Linked DNA regions of Homo sapiens: region 1 is linked to region 2. Evidence: read pairs that join two places in POLR2A ChIA-PET (ENCODE). Cell type or tissue: PC-3. All regions are shown on one strand. Each heading gives the region's core, and the rest is flanking DNA. Links, peaks and the distances in the headings are about the cores only. Region 1 has its middle 38 kb from the start of ZFP36L1. Region 2 overlaps RAD51B (RAD51 paralog B).

Evidence for each region. ChIA-PET counts read pairs that join two places held together with the same protein. Peaks named below come from ENCODE experiments on the same cell type or tissue, not always from the same donor. Only the 100,000 strongest peaks of a DNase experiment are listed, where the experiment ranks them.
Region 1: POLR2A ChIA-PET joins it to region 2 with 6 read pairs; 2 of 35 experiments call an interaction of 5 or more read pairs at or near these places.

The regions. Positions count from the first base shown.
Region 1 is chr14:68,822,635-68,839,441 of GRCh38, reverse strand. No RefSeq gene overlaps it. Among named protein-coding and RNA genes, the nearest start is that of ZFP36L1, 38 kb to the right of the region's middle. RefSeq lists enhancers at 14,307-14,356, 14,236-14,530, 14,527-14,726, 16,163-16,262. In PC-3, for the core only: no CTCF peak of the experiment used is centred there; no DNase peak of the experiment used is centred there.
Region 2 is chr14:67,993,076-68,009,882 of GRCh38, reverse strand. The region is part of intron 7 of RAD51B (RAD51 paralog B); the gene reads right to left. Among named protein-coding and RNA genes, the nearest start is that of RAD51B, 180 kb to the right of the region's middle. In PC-3, for the core only: no CTCF peak of the experiment used is centred there; a DNase peak (open chromatin) is centred at 9,712; H3K4me3 peaks cover 1,048 bases; H3K27ac peaks cover 1,421 bases.

The DNA.
Region 1 (16,807 bases), core at 3,292-11,291, 830 kb before region 2:
CAAGGAGACGGCACTAAGCCACTTATGAGGGATCCACCCCCACACAGTGGTGGGGACTCCCACCAGGCCCCACCTCCAACACTGGGGATTACATTTTGACATGACATTTGGAGGAAACAGACATCCAAACCATATTATTCCATCCCGGCCCCCTAAATATCACGTTCTTCTCACATTGCAAAATACAATCATTCCCTGCCACTAGTCTTCAAAAGTCTTAACTCATTCCAGCATCAAGTCCAAAGTCCTGTCTCATCTGAGTCTCATCTCCTTCCATCTCTTTGGCTGTACAATCAAATCAAGTTATTTACCCCAAGATAAAATGGCAGTACAGGCATTGGGTAAACATTGTCATTCCAAAAGGGAGAAATTGGCCAAAAGAAAGAGGCTGAAGGCTCCATGCATGTCTGAAACTCAACAAGGAAGACATTAAACCTCAAAGTTCCCAAATGATCCTTGACTCCATGTCTTGTATCCAGAACACACTGGTGCAGGGGGAGGGCTCCCAAGGCCTCAAGCATCCTTGCCTCTGTGGCTTTACAGAGTGCAGCCTCCGTGTCTGCTCTCACAGATTGAGGTTGAGTGCCTGTGGCTTTTCCAGACTCAGGATGCAAGCTGCCCATGTCTCTACCATCCTGCGATCTGGAGGGCAGCAGACCCCTTCTCACAGCTCCACTAGCCAGTGCCCTGGTAGGGACTCTGTGTGGGGCTCCAACCCCACCTTTCCCCTTGGTGCTGCCCTAGTAGAGGTTCTCCATAAGGGCTCTGCCCCTGCAGGAGGCTTTTGCCTGGACACTCAGGCTTTCTGGAACATCCTTTGAAATCCAGCAGGAAGCTGGCAGCCTCCTTTACTTTTGCACTCTGTGAGCCTGCAGGCTTAACACCATGTGGAAGCACCAAAGCTTATAGCTTGCACCCTCTGGAGTGGTAGCCCAAGCTGTACCTGGGCTCCTGTGAGTTGAGGCTGGAGCTGAAGTAACTGGAATGCGGGGAGCAGCCTCCTGAGGCAGAGCAGAGCAGCTGCATTCTGGGCCTGCCCCCTAAAACCATTCTTTCCTCCTAGGCTTCTGGGTCTATAATAGGAGAGGGTTTCTCCAAGATTTCTGAAATACCTTCAAGGCCTTTTCCCCATTGTCTTAGATATTAGCACTTGGCTCCCTTTTAGTTGTGCCAATCTGTTTAGCAAGTGCTTGCTCTGCAGCCTGCTTATATTTCTTGCCTGAAAATGATTTTTATTTATCTGCCACAGGGCCAGTTTGCAAATTTTCCAAACTTCCATGCTCTGCTTCCCTTTTAAATATAAGTTCCAACTTTAAGTCATTCCTTTTCTCCTGCATCTGATTTAGACTGTTGGAAGCAGCCACATCACTCCTATATTTATTTTTTCCTAAAAAAATTTTTTTTTTTGAGACAGAGTCTCGCTCTGTCACCCAGGCTGGAGTGCAGTGGAATGATCATGGCTCACTGCAGCCTTGACCTCCCAGGCTCAATTGATCCTCCTGTCTCACTCAGTCTCCTGAGTGGCTGGGACCACAGGCATGCACTGCCATGTCTGGCTGATTTTTAAATCTTTTGTAGAGACGGTGTCTCACTGTTTACGCAGGCTGAACTCCTGGGCTCAAGCAATACTTCAGCCTTGGCCTCCCAAAGTGCTGGGATTACAGATGTGAGCTACCATGCCTGGCTACATGCCACTTCTTGAATGCTTTGCTGCTTAAAAATTTCTTGCATCTGATACCCTAGGTCATTACTCTTATGTTCAAACTTCCATAGATTATAAGGACATGAACACAATGCAGCCAAGTTCTATGCTAGGGCATAACACAAGTGACTTTAATCCAGTTCTCAGTAACTTACTCATTTCCATCTGAACCTCATCAGCCTGGCCTTCACTGGCTATATCTCTCAGTATTTTGGTCACAACCATTTACTCAGTATCTAAAAAGCTCCAAATTTTCCCTCATCATCCTGTCTTCTTCTGAGCCCTCCAAACTCTTCCAACCTAGAAGACTAGAGTAAATAACTGATCCTTCAGTGCAAAAACAGAGGAGACATCCAGAAGAAACAACAGCAAACAGGGAACCATGACCTTCTGTAATGGACAAAGCAAGGAACCAGTGACTGACTCTAATGAGACAGTGATACATGAACCCCTTGACCAATTGTTCAAAACAGCAGTTTTAAGGAAACAGTGATCGCCAAGATAACACATAAAATCAATTCAGAAATGTTTGAGACTTTTGTTTTGTTTTGTTTTTGAGATGGAGTTTCAGTCTTTTGCCCAGGCCAGAGTGCAGTGGCGTGATCTCGGCTCACTGCAACCTCCGCCTCCCAGGTTCAAGTGATTTTCCTGCCTCAGCCTCCGAGTAGCTGGGATTACAGGTGCCTGCCACCATGTCAGACTAATTTTTGTATTTTTAGTAGAGACAGGGTTTCTCCACATTGGTCAGGCTGGTCTTGAATTCCTGACCTCAGGCGATCCACCCACCTCAGCCTCCCAAAGTGCTGGGATTACAGGCATGAGCCACTGTGCCCAGCCAAGAAAAATTTAACAAAGAGATTGAAATAATAATTAAAAAATCAAACAAACAGAAATCTTGGAACTGAGAAATACATTTGCCAAACAGAAAAATGCACTAGAGGCTCTTAACAGCAGAATGGGTTAAGTGGAGGAAATAATTAGTGAGCTTGAAGACAGGCTAATAAAAAATATGGCCATAGGAGAAAAAAGAAGAATGAAAAGGAATGAAAATTATCTACAAGATATAGAAAATTACCTCTAAACACCAAATCTAAGAATTATTGGTATTCAAGAGGGATATGTACAACAGCAAGGGGCAGAAACTCTATTCAAAGAAATAATACCAGAAAACTTTCCAAAACTTGAGAAATATATGAATATCCAGTACAGGAAGGTCAGAGAACATCAAACAGATTCTACCGAAATAAGAGCACCCCAAGGCATAAAATAATTTTCTCTCAAAAGTCTAAGATAAATAAAGGATCCTAAAAGCAGCAAGAGAAAAGCAAATAACATATAAAGGAGCATCAGTTTGTCTGGCAATAGACTGCTCAATGGAAACCACATTGGCCAGGAGGGAGTAGGATGACATTTTCAAAGTGCTGGAAAAAACAAAACAAAACAAAATAACCCTGCCATCCAGGAATACTGTATCCAGCAAAGTTGTCCTTCAAATATTAAGGAGAGATGTAATCTTTTTCAGACAAACAAAAGCAGAGAATTCACCACCACCAGACTCATCTTACAAGGAATGCTAAAGAGAGTTCTTCAACCAGAAGGAAAAAAACCACCCCACGAACATGCAAAAAGAAAACACTTGAAGGTATAAAATCCACTGGTAAAATTAAATACATGGACAAACCCAGAATATTCTAATATTGTAAATGTGGTGTGCAATTCATGCATAACTCTAGTATGAAACCTAAAGAGCAAATCTATCAAAAACAATATAGCTACAGCAGCCTACTAAGAGATAGGCAGTATAAAAATATGTAAATTGAGACAATAAAAAGACAAAATGTGAGGAGGATGGAGTTCAAGTGTAGAATTTTTTTCATTTTTGTTTCTATTATTTTCTTTGTGATCTAGAACTTTGTGATAAGTTGCCACCTCTGTAAAATGACTTGTTATATTTATAAGATGTTTTCTGTAAGCCTCATAGTAACCACAATGCAAAAACCTATAATAGAGTCACTGCAAATAAAAAGCAATGAATTAAAACATACTGCCAGAGAAAACCACTTAACCACAAAGGAAGACAGTAAGAAAGAGAGAAAGGAAGAGAGGAGTTACAAAACAACCAAAAAACAAGCAACAAAATGGTAGTGGTAAGTTCTTACTTATCAAAATAACACTGAATGTAAATGAATTAAATTCTCCAATTAAAAGGCATAGAATGGCTAAATGGATAAAGAAACAAGACCCAACTATATGTTGCCTACAAAAAAACCCATTTCACCTATAAAGACACACATAGAGCCCAGGAGATTGAGGCTGCTGTGAGCTATGATCGTATCACTGCACTCCAGCTTAGAAGACAGAATGATACCTTTTTTTTTTTTTTTTTTTTTTTGAGATACACATAGACTGGGCTGGGCACGGTGGCTCATACCTGTAATCCCAGCACTTTGGGAGGCCAAGGTGGGCGGATTACCTGAGGTCAGGAGTTCGAGACCAGCCTGGCCAACATGGTGACCCCGTCTCTACTAAAAACACAAAAATTAGCCAGGCATGGTGGCACATGCCCGTAATCCCAGCTACTCGGGAGGCTGAGGCAGGGGAATTGCTTGAGCCTGGGAGGCATAGATTTCAGTGAGCCGAGATTATGTCACTGCAGCCTGGCTGACAGAGCAAGACTCTGTCTAAAAAAAAAAAAAAAAAAAAAAGATACACATAGACTGGAAGTGTGTCCAGTTAAAATAAGATATAGTACGCAACTGGAAACCAAAAAAGGGAAGTAGATATGTTTATACCAGATAAAATAGACTACAAGTCAAAGACTGTAAAAAGAGACAAAGAAGGTCACTATATGATGATAAAGGGGTCGATTCAGCAAGATGATACAACAATTATAAATATCTATGCACCTAACGTTAGAGCTCCCAAATATATAAATCAAACATAAATCTATCTAAAGGGAGAGATAGACTACAATATAATAATAGTAGGGAATGTCAACACTCTACTCTCAGTAATGCACAGAACATCCATGCAGAATATCAATAAAGAAACATTAAACTACACACTAGACAAAGTAGACCTAACTAATATTTACAGAATATTTCACCCAACTGCTGCAGAATACACATTCTTTTCATCAGCATATGGAACATTCTCCAGAGTAGACCATGTCTTAGGCCACAAAACAAGTCTCAACAAATTCAGAAAAGAAGAAATAATATCAAGTATCCTTTCTGGCTACAATGGAATAAAACAAGAAATCAATAACAAGAAGAACCTCAGAAACTACACAAATACATGGAAACTAAGCAACATGCTCCTGAATGATGAATGGGACAATGAATAAATTAAGAAAAAAAATGTAAAAAGTCTCTCAAAACAAATTAAAAGGAAATATACCATAATCTGGGGGATACATCAAAGGCAATACTAAGAAGGAAGTTTATACAACAAACAACTATATCAAAAAAGCAGAAAGATTTCAAATAAATAACCTAATGATGCACCTCAGGAAACTAGAAAAGCAATAACAAACCAAACCCTAAATTAGTAGAAGGAAATAAATACTAAAGATTAGAGCAGAAATAAATGAAATTGAGATTTAAAAAATACAGAAGATCAATGAAACAAAAAGTTGGTTCTTTTGAAAAAATAAAATCAACAAACATTTAGCTAGACTATCTAAGAAAAAAAGAGAAAAGACCCAAGTAAACAAGATCAGAAACTGAAAAGGAGACATAAGTGAGACTACAGAAGTTCAAAGAATCATTAGAGACTATTATAAACAACTACATGCCAACAAACTGGAAAACCTAGAAGAAATGGATAAATTCCTGAACATATACACTTATCAAGACTGAACTATGAATATTGTTCATATGAATATCAAGACTGAACTATGAAGAAAATAGAAAACCTGAACAAGCCAATAATGACTAATGAAATTGAAGCTGTAACAAAGAGTCTCCCATCAAGAAAAGCCCAGGACATGATACCTTCACTGCTGAATTCTACCAAACATTTAAACAAGAATTAATACCAATTCCATGCAAACTCTTCAATAAAACTGAAGAATAGGGAATACTTCCAAACTTGTTCTACAAGGTCGTCATTACCCTGATACCAAAACTAGACAAGGACATGACAAGAAAAGAAACAACAGGCTAATATCACTGATAAAAATAGATGCAAAACCCCTCAACAAAATACTAGCAAACTGAATTCAATAACACATTAAAAAGACCATTTGGCGGCTGGGCACAGTGGCTCACGCCTGTAATCCCAGCATTTTGGGAGGCTGAGGGAGGCGGGTCATGAGGTCAGGAGATCGAGACCATCCTGGCCAACATGGTGAAACCCCATCTCTACTACAAATACAAAAATTAACTAGGCATAGTGGCACATGCCTGTAGTCCCAGCTACTCGGGAGGCTGAGGCAGGAGAATCGCTTGAATCTGGGACGCAGAGGTTGCAGTGAGCCGAGATTGTGCCACTGCACTCCAGCCTGGGGACAGAGTGAGGCTCTGTCTCAAAAAAAAACCATTTGCCATGACCAAGTGGGATTCATCCTAGAGACATAAGGATGGTTCAACATTTGCAAATCAATAAATGTGATACATCACATTAACAGAACCATAAGACCATTTCAATCAAGGCTGAAAAAGTATTCAATAAAATTCAACATCCCTTTATGATGAAAACTCTCAACAAATTGGGTAGAGAAGGAGCATATCTCAAAATAATACAGGCCATATCTGACAAACTGTCAGCTAACATCATACTGAACAGGGAAAAATGGAAAGCCTTTTCTTTAAGATGTGAAACATGACGAGAATGCCCACTCTCAACCTTTTAATCAACATAATATTGGAAGTACTGGCCGGAGCAAGTAGGAAAGAGAAAGAAATAAAGGGCATCCAATTGGAATGAAAGAAATCACATTAGCTTTGTTCACAGATGACATAATTTTATACTTAGAAAAATCTATAGATTCCACCAAAAAACTGTTAGAACTGATAAACGAATTCAGTAAAGTTGCAAAATCAATGTACAAAAATCAGCATTTACATACATCAACAGCAAACAATCTGCAAAAGAAATCAAGAAAGCAATGCCATTTATAATAGCTACAAAGAATATAAAATACCGAGGAATCAATTTTTTTTTTTTTCTTTTGAGACAGAGTCTTGCTCTGTCACCCAGGCTGGAGTGCAGTGGCTCAATCTTGGCTCACTGCAAGCCTCCCAGGTTCAAGCGATTCTTCTGCCTCAGCCTCCTGAGTAGCTGGGACTACAGGCACATGCCACCATGCCCGGCTAATTTTTTGTTGTTGTTTGTATTTTTAGTAGAGATGCAGTTTCACCATATTGGCCAGGCTGGTCTCAAACTCCTGACCTCGTGATCCACACACCTCAGCCTCCCAAAGTGCTGGGATTAAAAGCATGAGCCACCGTGCCTGGCCCCTAGGAATCAATTTAACCAAAGACGTGAAAGATCTATACAAGGAAAACCATAAAATTTTGACAAAGGAAATTGAAGACGACATACGAAAAAGGAAAAGATAGTCCCTGCTCATGGATTGGAAGAATTAACATTGTTAAAATGGCAATATTACCCAAAGCAATTTATAGCTTGAACACAAGCCCTTTCAAAATACTAATGATATTATTCACAGTAATAGGAAAAAAAAAAACCCTAAAATTTATATGGAACCACAAAAGACCCCAAATAGCCAAAGCAATACTGAGCAAAAAGCACAAAGCTGGTGGCATCACATCCCATTATGTGATTTCAAAATATACTACAAGGTTGTAATAACCAAATCAGCATGGTACTGCCATAAAACAGATACACAGATCAATGGGAACACAACAGAGAACTCAGATATAAAATCCATTCATTTATAGCCAACTAATTTTCAATGAAGATGCCATGAATATACACTGGAGAAAGAAGAGTCTTTTCAATAAATGGTGCTGGGGAAACTGGATAACCATATGCAAAATAATAAAACTAGACCCCTATTTCTTACCATATATAAAAATGGATTAATTACTTAAGTCTATGACCTGAAACTATGAAACTACTAGAAGAAAACATTGGGAAACACTCCAGGACAAAGATTTTTTGTGTAAGACTCAAAAGCACGGGCAATAAAAGCAAAAATAGACAAAGAGGATTACAGCTAGCTAAAAAGCTTCTGCACAGCAAAAGAAACAATCAACAAAGTAAAGAGGTAACCCCCAGAATGAGAGAAAATATTTGCAAACTACTCATCCAACAAGGGATTAATAACTGAATATATAAGGAGTTCAAACAACTTAATAGCAAAAAAAAAATCTGATTTAAAAATGGGCAAAACATCTGAACAGACATTTCTCAAAAGAAGACACACAAATGGTGTATGAAAAAATGCTCCACATCACTAATCATCAAAGAAATACAAATCAAGCCTGGGCGAGGTGGCTCACGCCTGTAATCCCAGCACTTTGGGAGGCCAAGGTGAGCGGATCAACGAGGTCAGGAGATCGAGACCATCCTGGCTAACACAGTGAAACCCCGTCTCTACTAAAAACACAAAAAATTAGTTGGGCGTGGTGGCGGGCGCCTGTAGTACCAGCTACTCGGGAGGCTGAGGCAGGAGAATGGCATGAACCCGGGAGGCGGAGGTTGCGGTGAGCCGAGATCGTGCCACTGCACTCCAGCCTGGGTGACAGAGCAAGACTCTGTCTCAAAAAAAAAAAAAAAAAGAAAAGAAAAAGAAAAAGAAAAAGAAAAAAGAAATACAAATCAAAACAACAGTGAGATCATCTCACTCCACTTAAAATGGCTTTTATCAAAAAGGGATGCTGCTGAGGATATGGAGAAAGGGGAACCCTCATAGACTGTTGGTGGGAATGTAAATTAGTACAACCACTATCAATAGCACTTTTTGAGCTATTTTTAGCACAAAAAACTAAAAAGAGAACCACCATTTGATCCAGCAATCCACTACTGGGTATATATCCAAAAGAAAAGAAATCAATATATCAAAGAGATATCTGCACTCCTGTATTTATCACAGCACTATTCACAATAGCCAAAAAATGGAATCAACCTAAGTGTCCATCAATGGATGAATAGATAGAGAAGATGTGGTATATATACCCAATGAAGTATTATTCAACCATAATAAAATAAAATTATGTCATTTGTAGCAACATGGATGCAAGTGGATGTCACCATGTTAAGTGAAATAAGCCAAGTGCAGAAAGACAAATATTGCATGTTCTCACTCATATGTGGGAGCTAAAAACTTGGATCTCTTGAAGACAGAGAGTAAATTTGTGGTTTTCAGAGGCTGGGAAGGAGAGGGGAGTGAGGGGATGAAGAGAGGTTGATTAATGGGTACAAATATACAGTCAGAAAAAGTAAGATCTATTGTTCTATAGATCTGTAGGGTGACAATAGTTTGCAATAACCTATTATGTATTTCAAAATAGCTAGAAGGGAATAACTTGAATGTTTCCAGTATAAAGAAAAGACAGATATTCAAGGGACAGATATCTCAATTATCCTGATTTGATATTTACACATGATATGAATGTATTAAATTATTACATGTACCCTGAAAATATGTACATCTATTATGTATCAATAAAAAATAAACATACCTTAAAATAAAATAAAATGTGTAAAGGAAAAAAATCATTTGACCATATATGTGAGGGTTTGTTTCTGGGCTCTGTCTTCTACTTCATTGGTTTATATGTCTGTCTTTATGCCAGTTCCACATTGTTTTGAATACTGTAGCTTTGTTTTGAAATCAGGAAAAGTGAGTCCTTTAGCTTCGTTCTTTTTCTTTTTCTTTTTTTTTGAGACAGAGTCTCTCTGTCGCCCAGGCTGGAGCACAGGGGCGCGATCTTGGCTCACTGCAAGCTCCGCCTCCCGGGTTCACGCCATTCTTCTGCCTCAGCCTCCCAAGTAGCTGGGACTACAGGCGCCCGCCACCAGGCCCGGCTAATTTTTTGTATTTTTAGTAGAGACGGGGTTTCACCGTGTTAGCCAGGATGGTCTCGATCTCCTGACCTCGTGATCCACCCACCTCGGCCTCCCAAAGTGCTGGGATTACAGGTGTGAGCCACCGTGCCCGGCCAGCTTTGTTCTTCTTTTTCAAGATCATTTTGGCTACTTAGGGAACCATGAAATTCAATATAAATTTTAGGATGAGTTTTTCTTTTCTGCAAAAAAAAAAGTCATTGGGATTTGATAGGGCTTGCATTGAATCTGTAGATTGACTTGCTGTAGTGAGAACTTCCAGTACTATGTGGAATAGAAGTGGTGAAAGCAGGCATCCTTTCCTTGTTCCTGATCATAGAGGGAAAGCTTTCAACTTTTCACCATTGAGTATATTTGCAGTGAGTTTTTTGTATACAGCTTTTTAATGTTGAAGTAATTTCCTTTTATTTTTTAAAAAAACTTTTATTTTTTAAAAATCAACAGATAATAATTGTGCATACTCATGGGTTACCTACTGATTTGATTATACATATAATATGTAGTGATCAGATCAAGGTAACTAGCATATCCCTCATCTCAAACACTGATCATTTCTTATATTGGGAACAGTCAGTATCCTCCTTCTAGCTATTTGAAACTATATATTTTATTTTTAACTATAGTCATCCTACAGTGGTACAGAACACAGAACTTATTCCTCCTATCTAGCTATAATATTATATCTTCTAACAAATTTCTCTCTAACTCTCTCTTCCCCTTACCCTTCTCAGCCTCCAGTATCCTCTGTTCTACTTTTTCTATGAGGTCAACTTTTATTTTTCACTTCCACATATGAATGAGACATGCAGTGTTCCATTCCTGGCTTATTTCACTTAATATAATGTCCTCCAGTTCCACCCATGTTGCCAAGAATGACAGAATTTCATTCTTTTTTAAATAGCTAAAAAGTATTCCATTGTGTATATATACCACATTTTCTTTATCCATTCATCTGTTGTTGAACATTTAGAATTCTATTCCTAATTTGTTGAGTGTTTTTATCATGAAACGGTATTGAATTTTGACAAATGCTTTTTTTGCATCAGTTGAGATTATCATTTTTCCCTTTTGTCTGTTAATGTGGTACATTATATTGATCATTTTTTGTATGTTGATCCATCCTTGAATTCTGGGAATAAATTTCACTTGGTCATGTATGTAATCCTTTTAATATGCTGCTGAATTTGGCTTGCCAGTATTTTGTTGAGGTTCTTGCATCAATGTTCTTAAGGGATATTGGTCTATTGTTTTCTTGGCATGTCTGTCTGGCATTGCTTTCAGGGTAATACTGGCCTCATAGAATGAATTAGGAAGTGTTTTCTCCTTTTTTTTTTTTTTTTTTTTTTTAGATAGGGTCTCGCTCTGTTGCCTAGGCTGGAGTGCACAGCATGATCATGGCTAACTGCAGCCTCAACTTCCTGGGCTCAAATGATTCTCTCGCCTCAGCCTCCAGAGTAGCTGGGACCACAGGTGTGCACCATGATGCTTGACTAATTTTTGTATTTCTTGTAGGGACAAGGTCTCACTGTGTTTCCCAGGCTGGTCTCAAACTCTCAAGCAATCTGCCTGTCTTGGTTTCCCAAAGTGCTGAGATTACAGGTATGAGCCACTTTGCCCAACCCCTCCTTTTTAATTTTTAAAAACGTTTGAAAAAAATAGGTGTTAGTTCTTTAGATATTTGATAGGATTCACCAGTGAATCCATCAAGTCTAGAGCTTTTCTTTATTGGAAGGTTTTGATTACTGAGTCAATCTCTTTACTAGTTATAGATCTATTCAGATTTTCAATTTCTTCTTGATTTAGTCTTGGTAGGTTTTATGAATATGTCTATTTCACCTAGGCTATCCAATTTGTTGGTGTACAATTGTTCATAGTACTCTCAGAATCCTTTTTATTTCCATAGAATTGGAAATAAACGTCCCCACTTTCTTTCTTTTTTTTTTTTTCTTTTTGTGAGACGGAGTCTCACTCTTGTCACTCAGGCTGGAGTGCAATGGCGCGATCTTGGCTCACTGCAACCTCCGCCTACCAGGTTCAAGAGATTCTCCTGCCTCAGCCTCCTGAGTAGCTGGGCATTACAGGCATGTGCCACCACGCCTGGCTAATTTTTGTACTTTTTTAGTAGAGACAGGGTTTCACCATATTGGCCAGGCTGGTCTCGAACTCCTGACATCAGGTGATAACACCCGCCTTGGCCTCCCAAAGTGCTGGGATTACAGGAGTGAGCCACCGCGCCCGGCCAAATGTCCCCACTTTCATTTCTGATTTCAGTAATTTGAGGCTTCTCTCTCTCTTTTATTAGTCCATCTAGCTAAAGGTTTTTCAATTTTGTTGATCATTTCAAAAAACAAACTTTTTGTTTCGCTGGTTTATCTCTATTGTTTTTCTTTTTCTTTTTCTGAAATGGGGTCTTGCTCTGTTGCCCAGGCTGGGGTGCAGTGGCATGATCTTGGCTCCCTGCAACTTCTGCTTCCCAGGCTCAAGCGATCCGCCCATTTCAGCCTCCTGAGTAGCTGGGACTACAGGCACACACCGCCATGCCCAGCTAATTTTTTGTATTTTTGGTAGAGGTGGGGTTTTGCCATGTTGCCCATGCTGGTCTTGAACTCCTGAGCTCAAGTGATCTGCCTGCCTTGGCCTCCCAGAGTGCTGGGATTACAGGCATGAATAACTGTGCCCAGCCTTTTCTATTGTGTTTCTATTCTCAGTTTCATTTGTTGCTAATATTTATTTTGACTACCACGACTGGCCTCCAGTTATATTTCTGTTATTGATTTTTAACTTCATCCTGTTGTGGTCCGAGGAGATACTTTATATGACAGTTATCTTTTTAAATTTATTTAAATATTGGGTTGTTTGGTTTTCTCTTTATACTTCCTCAAGTTGTAAAGTTAGGTTGTTGATTTGAAATCTTTCTTGTTTTTTAATGTAAACACTTACAGCTATAAATTTCCACCTTAGCACTGCTTTTATTGTATGTCATACATTTTGCTATGTTGTGTTACTTATAGCTATAAATTTTCTCCTTAGCGCTGCTTTTGTTGTATCTCATACATTTTGCTTTGTTGTGTTTTCATTTTCTTTTATTTCTAGGTATTTTCTGGTTTCCTTTGTGATGTCTTCTTTGATCCATTGGTTAAGAGTGCATTGTTTTTTCACAAATTTGTGAATTTTCCAGTTGTATTTCCTTTTCTTTTCTTTTTTTGTAGACAGGGTCTCACTCTGTCGCCCAGACTGGAGTGCAGTGGTGTGATCACAGCTCACTGCAGCCCCAACCTTCCCAGGCTCAGATGATCTTCCCACCTCAGCCTCTAAGAGTAGCTGGGACTACAGGTGTGCGCCACCATGCCTGGCTATTTTTTATTTATTATTATTATTATTATTATTATTATTATTTTGTAGAGATGGGGTTTCAGCATGTTGCCCAGGCTGTTCTCGAATTCTGGGCTCAAGTGATCTGCCCACCTCCGAGGCCTCCCAAATTGCTGGGATTACAGGCGTGAGCCACCACGACCGGCCTTCAGTTATATTTCTGTTATTGATTTTTTAACTTCATCCTGTTGTGGTCCAAGGAGATACTTTATATGACAGTTATCTTTTTAAATTTATTGAGACTTCATTTGGGTTTGGTCCCATGGGGCTTGTGTAGCTGCAGGGCTGGAAGTTAAGTGGACAGCTACCTTTGGAGTTACATATTGGATGGGGCTAATACTTCCTCCCTCACAGGGCTGGTGTGACGTGCAAATAAGATAACACAGGTGAAAGGCCTTTGTAAAGTATAACAAGATAAGGAAAAGTTTATCATTGATCCTTTTTACCACAGAGAGGAGGAAGAGCCATTTCCCTGCTTTCTCCTCAACAGTGCAGTCTCTCTTGGGAGCAGGAGACAGGAGAGAAAAAGCTACGCTTTTGGTTGGAAATAGCCTCTTGTTAAAATCTGAGCAGTTAAAGTCGAGTGCCTAAACACCAGCACAAGTTTGCCATCACAGCTGAGTTGAAAAACCCAAGTTCTGTATCTTTTTCATTTGTATTTTTTGTTTGTTTTATTTTGTTTTTATTTGAGGCAGAGTCTTGCTTTGTTGCCCAGGCTGGAGTGCAGCGGTGCAATCTCGGCTCACTGCAACCTCTGGCTCGTGGGTTCAAGCTATTCTCATGCCTCAGCCTCCCAAGTAGCTGAGATTACAGGCGCCTGCCAGCATGCCTGGCTAATTTTTGTGTTTTTAGCAGAGACGGGGTTTCACCATGTTGACCAGGCTGATCTCAAACTCCTGGCCTCAAGTGATGCACCCGCCTCGGCCTCCCAAAGTGCTGGGATTACAGGCGTGAGCCACCGTGCCTGGCCACCCCTTTTTCATTTGTGAACTAGAAATAGTAACACCTACCTCATGGGTCATTGTGAGGATTAAGATAACTTTTACTCTTGTTGGTGTTGTCATCACTAATATTTGAAGAAAGCCATGCTAAAGGGCTGTATATGTTGTTCTTCCATCTTGCAATGACCTTCTGATGTAGATCTATCACTTCCTTTTTTCTTTTGAAAAAATTGAGGGTTAGTTGCACAACGCTTCCAGACCCTGTAGGAAGGAGACTGGGATTGTCCCTGTGCTCCTAGGCGAGCTGTCTTTGGGAAGTGGGGCTCTATGCAACCCGTGCCGGGAGAGGCCACTAGAGGGCACTCGCCTGCTCCTCATGGCCTGTGCTGGACCGGAAGGTGTCCAGCCCTAAACACACCCCCTCGGACAGCCGCTGTGCCGCATGCCCAAAGTGACCTCTATGGCATTTTCCAGGATGGAGCGTAGTCTCCAGGACCACATGTGGGAATATGGGGCTAATAGGCCTGCTCAATTTGTTCTCAGAACAGGGTGGTGAAAACATTTGCCCTGCTCAGGTTCCTGGGACTCTGTGCAGAAAGGTGAGGGAGGATGGTGCTGTCTGTCCCCTTCAAGGATTCCTCCAGGACAGGCAGCTCATGCAAGACCTGAGTGCACAGGGGAGGGCACCAAGGTGTTGAGCAGTTTCCTGTGCACCCCACCCCCTCCAGGAGGCCCTTCATACCCTCTGTTAGCTCACTGTATGTCATGACAAGCCCCCACTCCCGAAGTGGGCAGTGGGTACAAACTCACTGCTGGGGAGGGGCTGTGCCTGACCAGGCATGGCTCTGGGGTCCCCTCTTGGCTTCCTCTGACCCCAAGTTGAGCAGCATCTGGGACTTGTTCTCCAGAAGCACGCTGGCCAGCACCTGCCCCTGGCTTACTCCAGTCTTCCTTGGAGAGCTGGCTGAGGGCTGGATGGGAGAGTTCCCCTGTGTGCCCTTTAACTCATGGAGTTGCCCTTGACTTGGTCCAGTTACTTTCCCCTTGTGCCTCATGGAAGGTGTTGGTGGGCTATAGATCCCTATGTTTCCCTGCCTGCAGCCCCAAGATCCACAGCCCCTTTTTGCCAAGTTATCCTGACTCCTGGGTCCAGTCCAGCCTGCCCCTTACCCCATTGGCCTTCCCTGTCCATGGCAGTGACCCCTTGCTGAGTCACATCCGCACCACCTTGCACCCACCCCCTTGGGCAAACAGGGCCCGGGCAGTGACCCCCAGGGCCCAACAGCCAGTGCAAAGGAGTTCTGCCCTGGCCAGGCCTACTTGCCTTTCCAGGACAGCAGTTGGGGCCTCTTGGCCACCCACCCCCACCTCCACCTTGGGCAGAACCAATGGATCTCTTTTTCTTCTTTTCCTCCCAGCAGGGGTGGGCAGATCGATACGTGGCCCAGGTTCCTCTTAAGCAATGGAGCTCCCAAAGCCCTGTAGATGATTGACCTGGCCAGCCCATTACTTGGTCATGGAATGTGTGTGTGCCTGGCAAGCAGAAGCCCTGTGGCCTCCAGAGTCCCTTTCTGGGTAGGGTTCTTTCCAGGGGGGGAGACCACCTGGGGGCTATTATTCATGGTAAGCCAGATCCCAGTGGGCCACCCAATTTCTCAAAAGCCCCATTCCCTCTTCACTCCCAGAGGCCATTTGACAGAGCAGCGATTGCTCCTCTCTCTAGGTCAACCCTTTAACCACCGCAACATTCATTTACTAGTCTGCATGTCCACTGACTGCTCAACCACTCACTCACCCATGCGCGCTTATACACTCACTTGCCCTCCCACTCATCCCCATATCCTCTCACATATCCCCTTACCTGTCCACTCCCTCCCTCATCCCAGTGAATACCTGAACATCTGAGGTGCCAGCCTGGTGCTAGGCACAGCCAGCAGAAAAGCTCTAAGCAGTTGTCAAGGGCAAAGCCTTTGGAATCAGAAGGATGTGAATCCTGACTGTACTGTTTCCTGGCCACCTAGCTATGGGCACATTTCTCCAATCTGTGAGCCTTAGTTTCTTCATCTGTAAAACAGGGACCTCATGCACCTTCCTTTCAGGGAGGCTGTAAAGATCGGCTTTAGGATTAATGCATGCAAAGTGCTTCAACCAGAGCCCAGAGAACACAGCTGTGGTCACCGGGCCTCTCAGCAGCCATGTCCTGGCCGTGGGGACTATAGTTGGCCCCATCTGACCCTGGGCTGACCCTGGGACAGGCAGGGGCCCATTCCTGCCCCTCAGCTAGGCTATGCTCCCTGGACAGGTGGTCCCCACCCCCAACCCTGGAATAGAGGGCAATAATCACCCAGCTTCCCATGCATCCCTTCCCTGGCTTTCTTTCCCTCAGGGCGCCCTGGGGTTTTCAGGTCAGCCAAGACACCTGGAGCAAGATCTAGCTTGCTCTCTCCCCTCTCTGCCAAGGAAGTTCTCTGTGACAGCAGCAGGGGGTGGGAACTGGTTGAGAGCATCTGACCCTCTGAGGGAGCATTTTCCTTCCCACATGAGGCCCTATGTGCCCAGGACCTGGTTAGCCCCCATCCTCTTCCCTTCCACCCAGAGCCCCAGTGCAGACTGTTCCCTCCAGCTCATCTGGGAGTTCCCTGGGGCAGGAGGTGCACCCTGAATGCCAAAAGGTGGGCTTAGCTGTGGGGTCAGCTAGGGCAGGGGAAAAGAGAGGGACTGGAGCACGGCTGGGGCAGGGGCTCCGTGTGAAGGG
Region 2 (16,807 bases), core at 5,959-13,958:
AATAGTCTAAGATAATTAATTTCAGTTAAACAAACATTTATGAAGACCCTAATTTTTGCAAGGCACTCGAAAATATAAAAATAAATTGATGTTACTACTTAGCAGTCAGTAAAGTATTATGAAGAAAAATAAAGCAGGAAAAAATAGAGAAAACTAAAGGGTGCTATTTTATAGAAGAGGTCGTCTAGCAAGTTCTCTCTAGTGAGGTGATGCTTGAGCAGGGAACTAAATAAAGCATGGGGATAAGCTATATGGATATTCATGTTGGAAGAAGTTCCCAGTAGAAGGAACGAATATTAGGAGCTATTATGTAGCAAACCCTACACTAGACACTAAAAATACATGAGTGAACCAAAAAGGTACATGTATTCCAGGATTTTACATTACTGTAAATAAATGAAGAAAAACATAATGTCTTGGAAGTGAAAACTTCCATGAAGAAAAGGCAAAAAGATAAGGAAATAGAAAGTGATGAATGATAGTGCTGTTATTTCTACTTTACAGATAAGGATATTGAGAAGTTAAATACAAACTGATAAATTAGAGAGCAGGTATTTAAACCCACAAAGTCTCACTTCTAAGCTCATTCTTTTATTTACTATGCCATTCTCTCCCTCTGTACTATAAAATCTCCAGTGAAAACCACAAAATGGCAAAAATCACAGTCCATTCTTTGTTACACCCCTAATCAGTATGATAGCATACAGGGGATGCAAAATAAGATTGAATTGACTCTGATTTCCACCGTAGATATAATATTAAAACTCCATTACAATTAAAGAAGCCACAATCCTGAAACTAGGGAGATGGCTCTTCTTATTTAGGGAAATCCCATTCAACAACAACAATAGTTTTTTAAAAATGTATCATTTAAAGGTAAAAGTGATAGGTTTCTAAGGAGATCAGAGTGAAAGAGAACTACTCAAATGGGCCTGCTGCGTATCTCTACGACAGCAAACTATTTACACGGCCTTGGCAAATGGTGGGATGAGAGACTATAATCAATGAGGGAGGAAAAAACAAAGTTATCACTACACAGATGTAAAGTGAACTAGTGACAAGTTAGCAATACGTATCAGGACTCATTGACACTATTTGCCCAAGTATTTTCTTCCTCATAAATCTTCAGGATTTAAAGTATTTCATTTCAACACTGCTTCCTATCACTTAGCAAACTAGTTCACAACTGTCAACACTTTAAACTCATAAACCAAAGGAAGAAAATCCCAGGGCCAATGGGAAAAGGTCTCACTGCACCATAATAATCCATTTAATCTATCTTATTTATAATTATTTTACTTCTTTCCCTAGTTAGAGAGCAATACATATTTAATCTTAAAAATCTGGGAAATTCAGAACTACATAAAGGAGAAAATAAATATCAACCTTAATTACACCGCCCGAAGGTAATCACTGTCAATATGATGGAATGTTTATTTTCACTCTTATTTCTGTGTGTGTGTGGTGGTGGAGGTTTTTGTGTGGGTGAATGTTGCTTTTTATGAATTGTTATCATACATTTTACACAGCTTTGTATCTTACTACTTTTCACTTAACATTAACATTATATGAAGATCAATTTGTCTATATTTTAAAATATAAATTTTAACAATGGTAAAATATTGTACTATATGTAATTAACCATCCTCTTGCTGATTATAAATTTATGCCATTAAAGATGATACTGGCATGAGTATCACTGTATGTAATCTATATGCAAAATAATGATTATTTTCTCAGAAAAAATTCCAAGAAGTAAAACTACTGATTCAAATTATATAGACATATTCTATATAATTTTATAATGTTGCCAAATATCCTCTACAAAGGTAATCAATTTACATTTCCTATGTTACCTGAGAGTTTCACCCCATACTCACCCACAAAAAAAATCATATTTTTAAAAATATAATACGCAAAAAAGTCATCATTCCAATTTGCATTTATTTCAGTAATGTAATTTGCTTTTTCTTTATTTTTTTACTATTAGCTACTTGTTTTTCTTCCCTGTGAATTCCTTTTTGTATTATTTGGCCATTTTTCTATTTGGAAGTTAGCATTTTTACTCTCATTAACATAAAGGAACACTTCATATGGAGATATTTGCCCTTTATCAACACACATAATATAAGTATCTCTATAAAGAACTCTTACAACTCAACAATAAAAAGACAAATTACCCAATTAAACAAGAGGCAAAGGCTCTGAAAAGACAGTTTGCCAAAGAAGAGATGTAAATATCCAATCAGCACATGAAAATCTGCTCAACATCATTAGACATTAGGAAAATGAAAATCAAAACCATGATATACCACTTCATACTCGTTAGAATAGCAGGTATAATTTTTTTTTTAATTTGTAAGGAAAATAAAAAGCGTTGATAAAAGTGTGAAGAAATTGGAACCTCACACAGTGCTAATGGTGCAGCTACTGAGAAAAACAGTTCGGCAGTTCCTCAAATAGTTAAACATAGGATTACTATAGAACCCAGCAATTCTACTCCCAGATATAGAGTCAAGAGAATTAAAAGCACATGTCCAAACAAAACGTAGATACAAGTATTCATAGCAGCACTATTGATAATAGACAAAAAGTAAAACTGAGTCAAATAACCATCAAATAAAATGTGGTATATCCATACACTGAAATATTATTTGACCATACATAAAAGAAAATAAGCATAAATACATGTTGTAATATAGATGAGCCTTGAAAACATTATACTAAGTAAAAGAAACCAAGCACAAAAGATCACATTTGTATAGCTATATTTATATGAAAGGTCCAGAATAGACGAATACACAGTGACAGAAAACTAATAGATTAGAGGGTGCCAGGAGCTGGGGGAAAGCAGGAATCTGGAGTGACTACTAAGGGTTTTTTCTGGGATGATGAAAATGTTCTGGAGTTATATACTGGTAGTGATCGCACAACTCCATGAATAAAGTAAAAACCACTGAACTGTACACTTTAAAATGGTGAATTTTATTGCATGTCATTTATATCTCAATTTCTAAAAGACTTAAAACATTAAAAATGGAACATAAACATAAAAGTTAATACTCTATCATCAGCCCAGGAGTTTATAAGACCAGAAATTCCACTTTATGTATTTATCCTAATTTCAGCTTTGCTTGGTACAGCAAAAGACTAGCAGTAATTCAAATTCCTATCAATAAAAAATTGGGTAAATATATTATCACATAATATTATTAAATACTATGAAAGTATTTTTTAAATGATGCACTCCTTATATAATGAAATGCAAGGATTTCCAAGAAATATTAAGTGAAGAAAATAAGGTACAAAACAGTATGTAAAGTATGCTACCAGTTATATTAAAAATACACACACATCCTCATATATACTTGTATATGCAATATTTAAAGCGATAGCAACTAATAATTTTCTAGAATAATTGAAAGGATACCAAAAATAGATTAAACAACTTTTTATCAGTAGGTTTAAAAATTAAGATAAATCAACAACTTTCTGGAAAAATGTTATTAAAAAGATCTCAAAAGGAAATAGAAAGTTTGGATAACTATTTAAAAACTGAGTAACTAATAAAAATATACCCATAGAGAAGCTAGTTGTAGTACATAAAATCAACAAAGAATTGGTATTTATAATATATAAAGAACTTCTGCATGTCATTAAGAAAAAGGCAGACAACTCAAATGGACAAAAACTTGAGTAGGCACTTGGTATGGTTTGGATCTGTGTCCCACCCAAATCTTACGTTCAAGTATAATCCCCAATGTTGGAGGTGGGGCCTGGTGGAAGGTGTTTGAATCATGGAGGTGGATCCTTCATAAATGGTTTAGCACCATCACTTTGGTGCTGTTCTCCTCATAGAGTTCTCACGACACCTGGTTGTTTAAAAGTGTTATCACCTCCTTCCTCTCTCTCTTCCTCCTGCTAAAAGTGTAGAGCACATCCCTCCTCTCTCTCTTCCACCTGCCATGTAAGATGCACCTGCTTCCCCTTTGTCTTTTGCCATGATTCAAAGTTTCTTGAGGCCTCCCCAGAAGCCGTTATGCTTCCTGTACAGCCTATGGAACCATAAGCCAGTTAAACTTCTTTTCTTTATAAATTACCCAGTATTAGGTATTTCTTTATAGCATGTCGAGAAGCAATACATCACTTCACCAAAATTATACAAATAACCAATAAGTATATGAAAAAAGTGTTTAATGTGCTTAATCATCAAAGAAAGGCAAGTTAACAGCATACTACATGTTATTCAATATACCCACTAGAGTAGCTAAAATATAGTAGTTAAATACGAAGCCCAACAAGAATGTGCAGCAACCAGTACTCCAACACTGCTGGTAAGAATATAAATTAGTTCAACAACTTAACTGTTTGGCAACATCACTAAGCTAAATACATGCATAACTGATGACCCAATAATTCAACTCCTAGGTTGAAAGAAATGTGCAAATAAGTCCACCAAAATGTCCATAGCAGCCCTATTTACACTAGGCTAAAACTAGAAGGCATGCAAAACTCCATTATCAGTAGAATGGGCCAGGCATGGTGGCTCACGCCTGTAATCCCAGCACTTTGGGAGGTCGAGGCAGGCAGATCATGAAGTCAGGAGTTCGAGATCAGCCTGACTAACATGGTGAAACCCCACCTCAATTAAAAATACAAAAATTAGCTGGGCGTGGTGGCATGCACCTGTAATCCCAGCTGCCCAGGAGCCTGAGGCAGGAGAATTGTTTGAACGTGGGATGCGGAGGTTGCAGTGAGCTGAGATCTGCCATTGCACTCCAGCCTGGGCAACAGAGAGAGACACTGTCTCAAAAAAAAAAAAAAAAAAAAAAAAAAACACACACACACACAGTAGAATGGTAGAATGGATACATAAATATGTAATATGTTCTATTGTATGAATAATCACAAAATAGTATACTGCACAGCAAACAGAATGAACCACAACTACACAATACAACATGATGAATCTCACAAATACACTACAGAGTGAAAAAGGCCATATACCAAAAAAAAAGCATTCTGTATAATTTCATCTGTATACAGTTCAAAAACGAACCAAACCCCCCTAAAATACACAGTTTAGAAACTGGAGTAGGTGGTCACCCTCAGAAAAGGCAGTGGCTGAAAGGGCACACAGTGGGGGCTTCTGGGACATTGGTAATTTTTTGTTTCTTCATCTGGATTCTGGTTACATGAGATTGTTCAGTTTGTGAAAATTCATTGAGCTACAGCTACATTTATCATTTGTGCAATTTTCCCATAAATACATTATATTTCAATTTATAAATTATTTTTAAAAGCCCTCCTACTTAGAAACTCCATCAAGTATGGAGGATGTGGAAATAAGTTTTACCATATCTTCATGATGAGAAAATCCTATGTTATAAAAATTTTTCCAGAGAATAGAAAATGAAGAAAGCTGCTGAGCTTCTTCTATAATCTAGAAAGAAAAATCGGTACTACAAACAAAAACTACAAGGAATTCTTAAACAAAATAGTAACAAAAAAATCCACCAATATATTCTTTTTTTTTTTTTTTTTTTTTTTGAGACGGAGTCTTGCTGTGTTGCCCAGGCTGGAGTGCAGTGGCGCGATCTCAGCTCACTGCAACCTCCACCTCCCGGGTTCACGCCGTTCTCCTGCCTCAGCGTCCCGAGTAGCTGGGACTACAGGCACCCGCCACCACACCTGGCTAATTTCTTTTTGTATTTTTAGTAGAGACAGGGTTTCACCGTGTCAGCCAGGATGGTCTTGATCTCCAGACCTTGTGATCCGCCCACCTCGGCCTCCCAAAGTGCTGGGATTACAGCAATATATTCTTTTTAAATAACTAAGTATAGTTTATTTGGCAATGCAAGGATGATTTAACACTACAAAAGCCATTAACATAATCTACCACATTAATGGGATAAAAAAGCCATATGATTTATCTTAGTAGATATTAAAAATTACAAAATTTTACTGGCAAACTCAATCCAGCAGCACATCAAAAAGTTTATCCACCACAATCAAGTAGGCTTCATCCGTGGGATGCAAAGTTGGTTCAACATATGCAAATCAATAAATGTAATTCATCACATAAATAGAACTAGAAAAAAACCACGATTATCTCAACAGATGCAGAAAAGGCCTTCAATAAAATTCAACATCCTTTCATGTTTAAACTCTCAATAAACTAGGTATTGAAGAAACATACCTCAAAATAATAAAAGCCATGTATGACAAACCCACAGCCAATATCATACTGAATGGGCAAAAGCTGGAAGCATTCCCCTTGAAAACTGCCACAAGACAAGGATGCCCTCTCTCACCTTTCCTATTCAATGTAGTACTGGAAGTTCTGGCCAGGGAAACAGGCAAGAGAAAGAAATAAAGGATATTCGAATAGGAAGAGAGGAAGTCAAACTATCTTTGTTTGCAAATGGCATGATCCTATACCTAGAAAACACCATCCTCTCAACCCAAAAGCTTCTTACGCTGATAAGCAACTTCAGCAAAGTCTCAGGATATAAAAATCAATGTGCAAAAATTGCTAGTATTCCTATACACAAACAGGCAATCCAAGAGCCAAATCATGAATGAACTCCCATTCACAATTGCTACAAAGAAAATAAAATACCCAGGCTAACAAGGGAAGTGAAGGACCTCTTCAAGGAGAACTATAAAGCACTGCTCAAAGAAATCACAGATGACACAAACAAATGGAAACATATCCCATGCTCATGGATAGGAAGAATCAATATCATGTAAATGACCATACTGTCCAAAGCAATTTACAGATTCAATGCTGTTCCCGTTAAACTACCATTGACATCCTTCACAGAATTAGAAAACACTATTTAAAAATTCATATGGAACCAAAAAAGAGCCTGAATACCCAAGACAATCCTAAGCAAAAAGAACAAAGCTAGAGACATCACACTACCTGACTTCAAACTATATTATAAGGCAACAGTAACTAAAACAGCATGGTACTGGTACAAGAACAGACATATAGACCAATGGAACAGAATAGAGAACCCAGGAATAAGACCACACACCTATAACCATCTGATCTTCAAGAAATCTGACAAAAACAAGCAATGGGAAAAGGAGTCCCTATTTAATAGGTGGTGCTGGGAGAACTGGCTAGCCACATGCAGAAAATTGAAACTGGACTCCTTCCTTACACCATATACAAAAATCAACTCGAGATTAATTAAAGACTTAAATGTAAAACCCTGACTATAAAAACCCAAGAAGAAAATCTTGGCAATACCATTCAGCAGATAGGCACAGGCAAAGATTTCATGATGAAGATGCCAAAAGCAATTGCAACAAAAGCAAAACTTGACAAATGAGATCTAATTGAAGAGCTTCTGCACAGCAAAAGAAACTATCATCAAGCTGATTATAGTTTCTAACAGAATGGCAGAAAATTTTTGCAATATATCTGTCTGACAAAGGTCTAACATCCAGCATCTACAAGGAACTTAAACAAATTTACAAGGAAAAAAAAACATTAAAAAGTAGGCAAAGGACATGAACAGACACTTCTCAAAAGAAGATATACATGCAGCTAACAAATATATAACAAAAAGCTCCACATCATTGATCATTGGAGAAATGCAAATCAAAACCACAATGGCTCACATCAGTCAGAATGACTATTATTAAAAAGTCAAAAAACAACAGATGCTGGCAAGGTTGCAGAGAAAAAGGAACACTTTTACACTGTTGGTGGGAGTGTAAATTAGTTCAGCCATTGTAGAACACAGTATGGCGATTCCTCAAAGACCTAGAGGCAGAAATACCATTTGACCCAGCAATCCCATTACTGCTTATATACCCAAAGGAATATAAATCATTCTGTTATAAAGATACATACATACATATGATCACTGCACCACTATACACAATAGCAAAGACATGGAATCAACCTAAATGTCCATCAGTGATAGACTGGATTAAGAAAATGTGGTACGTATACACCATGGAATACTATGCAGCCATAAAAAAATTGAGACCATGTCCTTTGCAGGGACACGGATGGAACTGGAGGCCATTATCCTCGGCAAACTAATGTAGGAACAGAAAACCAAACGCCACATGTTCTCGCTTGTAAGTAGGAGCTGGATGATGAGAACACAGGGACACATGGAGGGGAACAATACATAGTGGGGCCTTGGATGGTGGGGGATGGGAAGAGGGAGAGCATCAGGAAGAATAGCTAACAGATGCTGGGCTTAATACCTAGGTAATGAGATGATCTATGCAGCAAACCACCATGGCATACATTTGCCTATGCAACAAACCTGCACATCCTGCACATGCACCCCTGAGCTTAAAAGTTGAAAATCAAATAAATAAATAAATAAATAAACTCCATTACCTTTTTGAGTCTCTACTGCCTTGTCCATTAAAAGAGGACCCTAATAAACTAGAAATTTCCAAAATAAAAAAGTATAAAATTTTACATTGATTCATCACTTAAGAAAAAAGCTTCCACCAATATAGCAAGAAAAATAAACTTTCTAAAATGAAAAATGATATATTGGAGTCTCCGGAAATCAGGAATAAGAAAAAATCCCACTATGACACTTCTATTCAAGAATAAAGAAGTATGAGGTTTGGAATAGAAGAAAAACTGCTACTGCATATATGATTCCATAGAAAATATACGATAGTTTGCAAGCCATTTTAATAAGCATGCAAAGCAGTTTTGCTGGACTTTAAATATAAAAATCAATTTTCTGATCCAAGAACTGATTGGATTACATAATAAAAACAGATCCCATTTTTTAAAAACTATTAAAAACCCATGAATAAATCTAACCAAATTATGATTTGTAAGATCTTTGAGGACAAAAGTCTATAATATTATAGAATACCTAAATAGAGAAATAAACCATTTTCATAAATGAAAAGATTCAATATTATAAATACATAAATTCTCCCCAATTTATGAATTCGATGTAATTCTAATAAAAACACAAGAGGATCTTTGGTGAGAACTTATCACAGAGAGGCAGAGAAACAGACTTCCAAATAATGGTTCTCAGAGACAGAGGATAAAGACTTTTTAAAAACTGAAATCCACATGGTCAAGGGTGATATCTGATTTTTGCTTTTCTCATTTCCGGTCTCATCATTTTCAGGGATAATAGCCCTTCTCCATGAGGCTTATTTTTTCCAAAACATTCCATAGCTTCAGAAAACAAACCAAACAATTACAGACCTAAAGGTCAGATAAAAGTTACCCACTGGAAAAGTGAAGTAAACTCAATCCAAGAAGCCAGCTGATTTTTAACAATGCAAAACACTAATAATTTAAAAGAGAAAAAAAATCTTAACAGGACATATTTTAACCTCAATGAAATAAAATACTTAAGTTTAGAATTCCCTAGTAAAAGATATGTAGAAAGTATATTAGTTATACACTTTATAAAACCCTTGACAGTATTTGTACTAAATGCGAACATACCAGAGTCTAAGAAAAGTCTTTATAGTACTGTCACATTATCAATCACTTGGAAAACCTAGGAAATCAATTTTTACAGGGCAAGAAAGAAAAATATGGAAGTTACCCAAAGAAGCAGATAACAGAGAAAAGCAATTCAGCAAATTCTTGGAAACTCGGGAATGAGCTCTGGAGTTTAATATTAATGAAATGATCGGCTTAGACTATCAACGTAAAGCAGTCTTGAATAGTGGTTAAGAAAAGATCAGCCCACAGGAATTTTCCACAGGCATTCCCAAATTTATTAGTCATGGCAATAAATAGGAATGGCCTAAGGAAGTATACTTTTACTATGGGGTTAGACTTTCTGTTTGTTCTTTTTTTCTTCATTTTTACATTCCTACTACTAGTTTTTTGTTGTCTTTTTGTTTGTTTGTTTGTTTTTAAGACCTAAATTGCTTTTCCTAAGGTTCTGGACTATGCTGACATTCATAAGTGTATTTACAGCCTTCCCCACGTTTTACACCTTTGAGCCCTTGCTCATTTAGTTCCTTAAAAGTAGAATGTCCTTGGAACCCATCTAACACATATCAAAACCCTACTCCACCTTCAAGGCACAATTTAAATATCATTTCCTCCCTGAAGATTTCTATAGTAATAATAAAAATTAACTGCTCCTCTATCCTATGTGTATTCTAACGGGAAATAAACCTAATACTTAATGAACCTCTATGATATGCCAAGTCAAGTGCTTTATAAAAGAATTTTAATTTAACCTTCTCAGAAGTCCTATAACGTACTATTATCTCCATTCTGCAGTTGGAAAACTAAAGATGTGAGAGGTTGCATAATACAATAGTAAGTCATGGAGTTGGGATTTAACCAAAGCCTATCTGATTTCAAAGTCTATGGCCTTTATATAATTTCATGCTGCCTTTATCACAAACTGACTTGGAATGTGTTGTTTATATACCAGTCCACTCTTGTAGGTCATGAGATCTTTGAAGACAAAGGCACTATCCCATTTGGGTTTTAATCCTCCTATGCTAGCACAGTGCCTAATATGTATCATATAGCACTCTAGTGCTGCCTGAAATCATGTGAAGAAATTAGTACAGCATTTATTTTCCTCATATAATGAGCTTCTATGTAGCCTCATGACCATAAAAAATAAGTACCTGGACTTCCAGCTATAACAGAATAACTAGTACCAGATCTGTCCTACTGTAAACACTGAAAAAACTGGAAAAATATACAAAAAAGTTACTGTCACACCTCAGACAAAAGTTAGTGTTAAGACTGTGATCCCTGAGAAAAGGAAAATGAACAAGGTCGCCCTGATGTCTGTCTGGAAGCACTTTCTGGAATGCACCACAAGGAATGATAACCCCAAGCAGAGTACAGAGGTCTTACTAAGTTAGGGTGACAGAGTTCAGAGTTTAAAGAGGAGGAAAGAGATGGACTCTTCAGGGCAGAGTGCTAAAGAGGAAGAGCTATGCAGAGAAGAGCTCAGGAAATCTACACAGGGTTCCCCTTGAGACTATGACTGAAAATTAAGCTGCACATACATAGAGTAAATTCCATAAGAACAAACAAAGTACCATGAATGTTAATCTAAATAATTCCCAGTACTCATATAAGACTGTGAGACATTTTGACAAGGTAAAGGAGAGAGACCTCATTGAATATCTAGAGCACTGCACAGAGACTCCAGAAGGGTTACATCCTAGTAGTAAGGCTGAACTAGCTCCAGAGTAGTGGTTCTTGATCCTTTTCCCATCTGCCCAGAGAATACTCACCAGTGGCACTTGCGGCTGCAGCGTTTACCCTGAGATAACTTTGCCATGTAATATCTCATTTTAATTATTACTTTCACATTGCTCTAGTATATCAACTTTGGAAACAAAATACATCATTCTATTTGTACCATTCTGTTTTTGGTAGTGATATATCCATTTACAAAATGTAGTAATTCTCAATCACCAAAAATGTCAAATCCTAGAAAACATAGCATTCCTACACATGATGTTAACACAGTTCTCAAACAGTTATTGGCTGAATCTAATTTTTCCGAAATAGACGATTCTGATGATTCAGGTGATTCTGATGTTAGTTCAGTTTAAAAATAACTCTAAGAACAGTTTTTATATTTTATTTCCACATTGAAAATCAGTCAGATTTGCTTCAGCCTCAAAGACCCATGTTTATGTAACGTTAAAAAAGCACTGGCAGTAAGCTGCACTTATATTTTCTAAAGGGGTAAAAGGTTAAAAGTTAAGAGTACATCACAATAACTTAGAGATGTATTAAAACACAGATTGCTAAGCATCACTCCAAGGTGACATTGATACTGTTGGTCCAGGTACCACACTTTGAGAGCCACTGCCCTAGAGTAAAAACAACTCTGGACAAACTCTAACAAGTGTCAAAAGGGTTGTACTGATCCACAATTCACTCAAACTACTTCCTAGAAGAAAGCTCAACATTCTTTACAGAAAGACAATAGAGTTCTGCATTCATCAGCATCACATTCACAATTTCCATATTACTATTAATAATGGGATTAATAGCAGATTTGGCACGAGAAAGATAATGAACTTGAAGCACACAATAATATCCACACTGAGGCACAGAAAGAAAAAAGACAAATAAAATTAGCAAAGATTCGCTGATCTGTGGAACAGTATTAACTGGTTGAACTTACATGTAAATACAGTACCATGGGTAGGCTGAGAGGGCAGGACAGTACGTGAAAAATTAATGGCCAAAAATTTACCATATTTGACAAAATATCAAAAAACAGGTAAAAGCATCTCAACAAATGACAAACAGCATAAATAGAAAGAAAACCATCTGTGTTCATTTTAAAGAACATTTTGATCACAGACAATAGGAAAAAGATGAGGTATAGAGAAGGGGTTGGAGGCAGCTAGAGGCCGAAAGACCAAAGTAAACTGTCATAATTTAGGACGTGACTGTGACTAAGACCTAAACTAAGGCAATAATGCATCACTCTCTCCTCCTTGATACTCTTCATTCACTTGGCTTCCAGAATACTATACTCTTGATTTCATCCCTTATCTCATTGGTTGCTTCTTCTCAGTCTCCTTTGTTGGTTCCCTCTTTTCCCCTACTTTGCCTGAATCCATATTTCTTAATGTTGAAATGCCCTGGGCTAAGTTCTTGTTCCTTTTCTCTGTCTATTCATTCTCTTGGGGATTGTATCTAGTTTTTTGTTTCAAATACTATGTATTTTCATACAACTCCCAAATTAACTTCCAATGAAATTCTGAACTCATATATCTGACTTCCTACTCAATAACTCCACTTAGATACCTAACATACATCTCAAAGTTAACAAGTCCTGTTCTTCCCCTCTAAACCTGTTCTACCCACAGCCTTCCTTCCCATCTAAGTTGATGTAAAATGCACTTACACAGGAAAAAACAAACAAACAAACGTAGATTTATCTTAACTCTTTCTCTTATATCCTACATCTAATCTATTAGAAACTCATGCTGGCTCTATCTTCCAAATTCTAGAATCCACAGCTCACTGCCTCCACTGTCACTGACCACTCTGTCTAAGCTACCTTCTCTTGATTGAAATATTCCAACAACCTCCTAGCTTGTCTAATTCATCCCTTGCTCATACAACCTAGTATCAACCAGCAGCCAGTGATCTCTTAAAAATATAAATTAGGTGTCTCTTCTCTGCCCAATGCATCCATCCATTCAGTGCCTCACAAAACCCCTACATAAGCAGACCATTGTTACCTCTAAGACCTCATTTCCCATGGCTCTTCCTCCTGCTCTCTCCACTTCAGATCTATTGGCTTCCTTGGAGTTCCTTGAACTCACCAAGCATGCTCTCATCTTGCAGCCTTTGCACTGACTGTTCTCTCTATCTGGCAAGCCTTTTTTCCAAATATTCTCATGGCTTACTTCCTTCAGGTTTTGCTGAGATTTCACCGTTATGGAACATCTTTTATTTATTTATTTATTTATTTATTTATTTATTTATTTATTATTGTTGTTATTTTTTGAGAAAGAATCTCACTCTGTCAACACAGGCTGGAGTGCAGTGTCATGATCTTGGCTCACTGCAGCCTCGACCTCCTGGTCTCAAATAATCTTCCTGCCTCGGGCTCCCACGTAGCTGGGACCAAAGGGGCACACCATTACACCCAGCTAATTTTTTAATTTTGTGTAGAGGCCGGGTCTCACTTTGTTCCCCAGGCTGGACTTGAGCTCCTGGGCTCAAGCGATCCTCCCACCTCGGCCTCCCAAAGTGCTGGGATTACAGGCATGAACCACTGCACCAAGCCTGGACCACCATTACCACCATTTTTAAAATTGCAACTCTCTCCCCACCTCCCACACTCCCAAACTCCCATCCCACCCTACTTTTTCTTTTTTCACAGAACTGACACCATCTGGAATACTATATAATTAAGTACTCCTTGAATGAATAAATTGTACCAGTAATGTAGAGAAGGCAGATTTTTTAAAAATGAAGAATATAGGCCGGGCGCGGTGGCTCATGCCTGTAATCCCAGCACATTGGGAGGCCAAGGCGGGCGGATCACGAGGTCAGGAGATCGAGTCCATCCTGGTTAACACGGTGAAACCTCGTCTCTACTAAAAATACAAAAAATTAGCCAGGCGTGGTGGCGGGCGCCTGTAGTCCCAGCTACTCGGAAGGCTGAGGCAGGAGAATGGCATGAACCCAGGAGGCGGAGCTTGCAGTGAGCTGAGATTGCGCCACTGCACTCCATCCAGCCTGGGTGACAGAGAGAGACTCCGTCTCAAAAGAAAAAAAAAAAAAAAGAATATAAAATCAGCAGGGCTTGGTCTCCAATAGTATTCAGAGGGGGGAAAAAAGCAGTATGGGTTGACATCCATATTTCTAACTTGGGATGGAAGGAGCAAGGATAAATGTGTGAGAAAAAGATCCTAAGTTCCCAGTTTTGGACATGTGGAGTAGATGACTTAGTTATATCCTATTGTGAGTGTGTTCTTTTTGTTGTTGTTGTTGTTGTTGTTGTTGTTGTTTTTGAGATGGAGTCTCGCTCTGTTGCCAGACTGGAGTAGTGGCGTGATCTCGGCTCACTGCAACCTCTGCCTCCCAGGTTCAAGCAATTCTCCTGTCTCAGCCTCCCGAGTAGCTGGGACTACAGGTGCGTGCCAACCACGCCCAGCTAATTTTTATATTTTTAATAGAGATGGGGCTTCACCATGTTGGCCAAGATGGTCTCGATCTCTTGACCTTATGATCTGCCCACCTCAGCCTCCCAAAGTGCTGGGATTACAGGTGTGAGCAACCATGCCCGGCCGAGTGTGTCTTATACTCCAAATCCTGAAGATCCCTTAATCTGCTAAGCAGTCTAGGTACCACATATAAATGGAATCATACATTATTAGTCTTTTTGTGACTGGCTTATTTCACTTAGCATAACATCCTCAAGGTCATCGTGTTGTATATGTGTCAGAATGTTTTTCCTTTTAAAAGCTGAATATTCAATTATATTTATACACCACATTTTGTTTATTCATTCATCTACTGATGACATTTGGGTTGCTTCCACCTTTTGGTTATTGTGTCTAACACTGCTATAAACATGAGTGTAGAAATATCTCTTCTATTTCTCTGCAATCTTGAGATGATTATGGGAAATGCTAGAGAAAATCATCAGTTGCAGATGGGAAGATTGATGAAAAGGAGCTAACATTTTGCCAAAGAATCCTAGAAAACCAGAGAAAGACAAATGGCAGCAGCAACAGTCTTAGACATGGTAAGATTTGAAGATCAATCAGTGGTGACCCCTCCCTGCCTTAAATCCTGCTTGAGCTTAGTCATACAAAGGAGCACTGATTTCTCATTTCATATTTCTAATTGTAAAACTAGATACTTCTAACTCACCCTACCTGGGCTTAAGAATTATTTATAAGGTACTGTTAAAAGGGTACACTCTTAATATGAAACATAGTAACCATCTTATATTAAAATAAGTTAAAGATAAAACTTGACCATGTAACCAGTGAATATGTTCAACTATTCATTTATCCTGCAGGCAATGTCTTTGTTGGCTTAATATTACAAAAGCTTTCTTTTTCAAGATCATTCTTGCCTACCTAGCAATGATGCACATTAAAATTAAAACCAGCTAAAAAATATTTATCTAAGAGAAAAAAATGGCTTTTTTTTCTTGAAAAAAACAGTGGTTAGTGTATATTTTTGGGCCCCTTAACAATATCTTATTTCTCCTTTCAAAAAGCAATATGGAAATTAACAACAGTCCAAAAAAGGAAAAGGAAGAAAATATAGAAAACTCTTAACAGTAAACAGAAACCTGAAAAAACAAATTCTACCTCAGCATTCAGTTTCAAAGCAATATTAATATTAAAGTACATAAAGGCATGATATTTTTATGGATACCTAATAGTTATAATACAGCTGTTATTATATATACTAACAGTTATATATTAAGTTATTAACATATAGTTGTTAGAATAGCTAGCATACAGCGTTAAAAATCAGTATTTTCCAGTGTTTCTTTTATACTTGTCTTTAGAGGTTACATCACAAAAAACAAAGTAATAATTGTTTACTAGAGAACCCTCATACACTGTTGACAGAATGTAAATTATTACCACCACTATGGAGAACAGTTTGGAGGGTCCTAAAACCACTAAAAATAGAGTTACAATATGATCTGGCAATCCCACTGCTAGGTATACATCCACAAAAAGGACATCAGTAAATCAAAGAGATATCTGCACTCCCATATTTATTGGAGACCTAGTCACAACAGCCGAGATTTGGAAGCACCCTAAGTGTCCATCAACACATGAATGGACAAAGAAAATGTGGTATATACACAAAACGGAGTAATATTCAGCCATAAAAAAGAATGAGATCCTGTCATTTGTGACAACATAAATGGAACTGGTGGTCATTATGTTAAGTGAAGTAAGCCAGACGCAGAAATACAAACTTCGCATGTTATCAGTTGTTTGTGGGAGCTAAAAATTAAAATAATTGAACTCATGGAAATAGAGAGTAGAATGATGGTGACCAGAGGCTGGGGAGTGTAGCGGGATGGAGGGAGGGTGGGATAGTTAGTGGCTACAAAAATATAATTAGATAGAATTAATAAAATATAGGGCTAAATAGCACAACAGGGTGAGTATAGTTTACAATAATTTTTTGTACATTTTAAAATAACTAAAAGATGGGGTATCCATACCCTCAAGCATGATTACCCTGATGTGATTATTACACATTGTGTATCTGTATCAAAATATCTCATGTACTCTATAAATATACAGAACTACTATGTACCAACAAAAATTAAAAATTAAA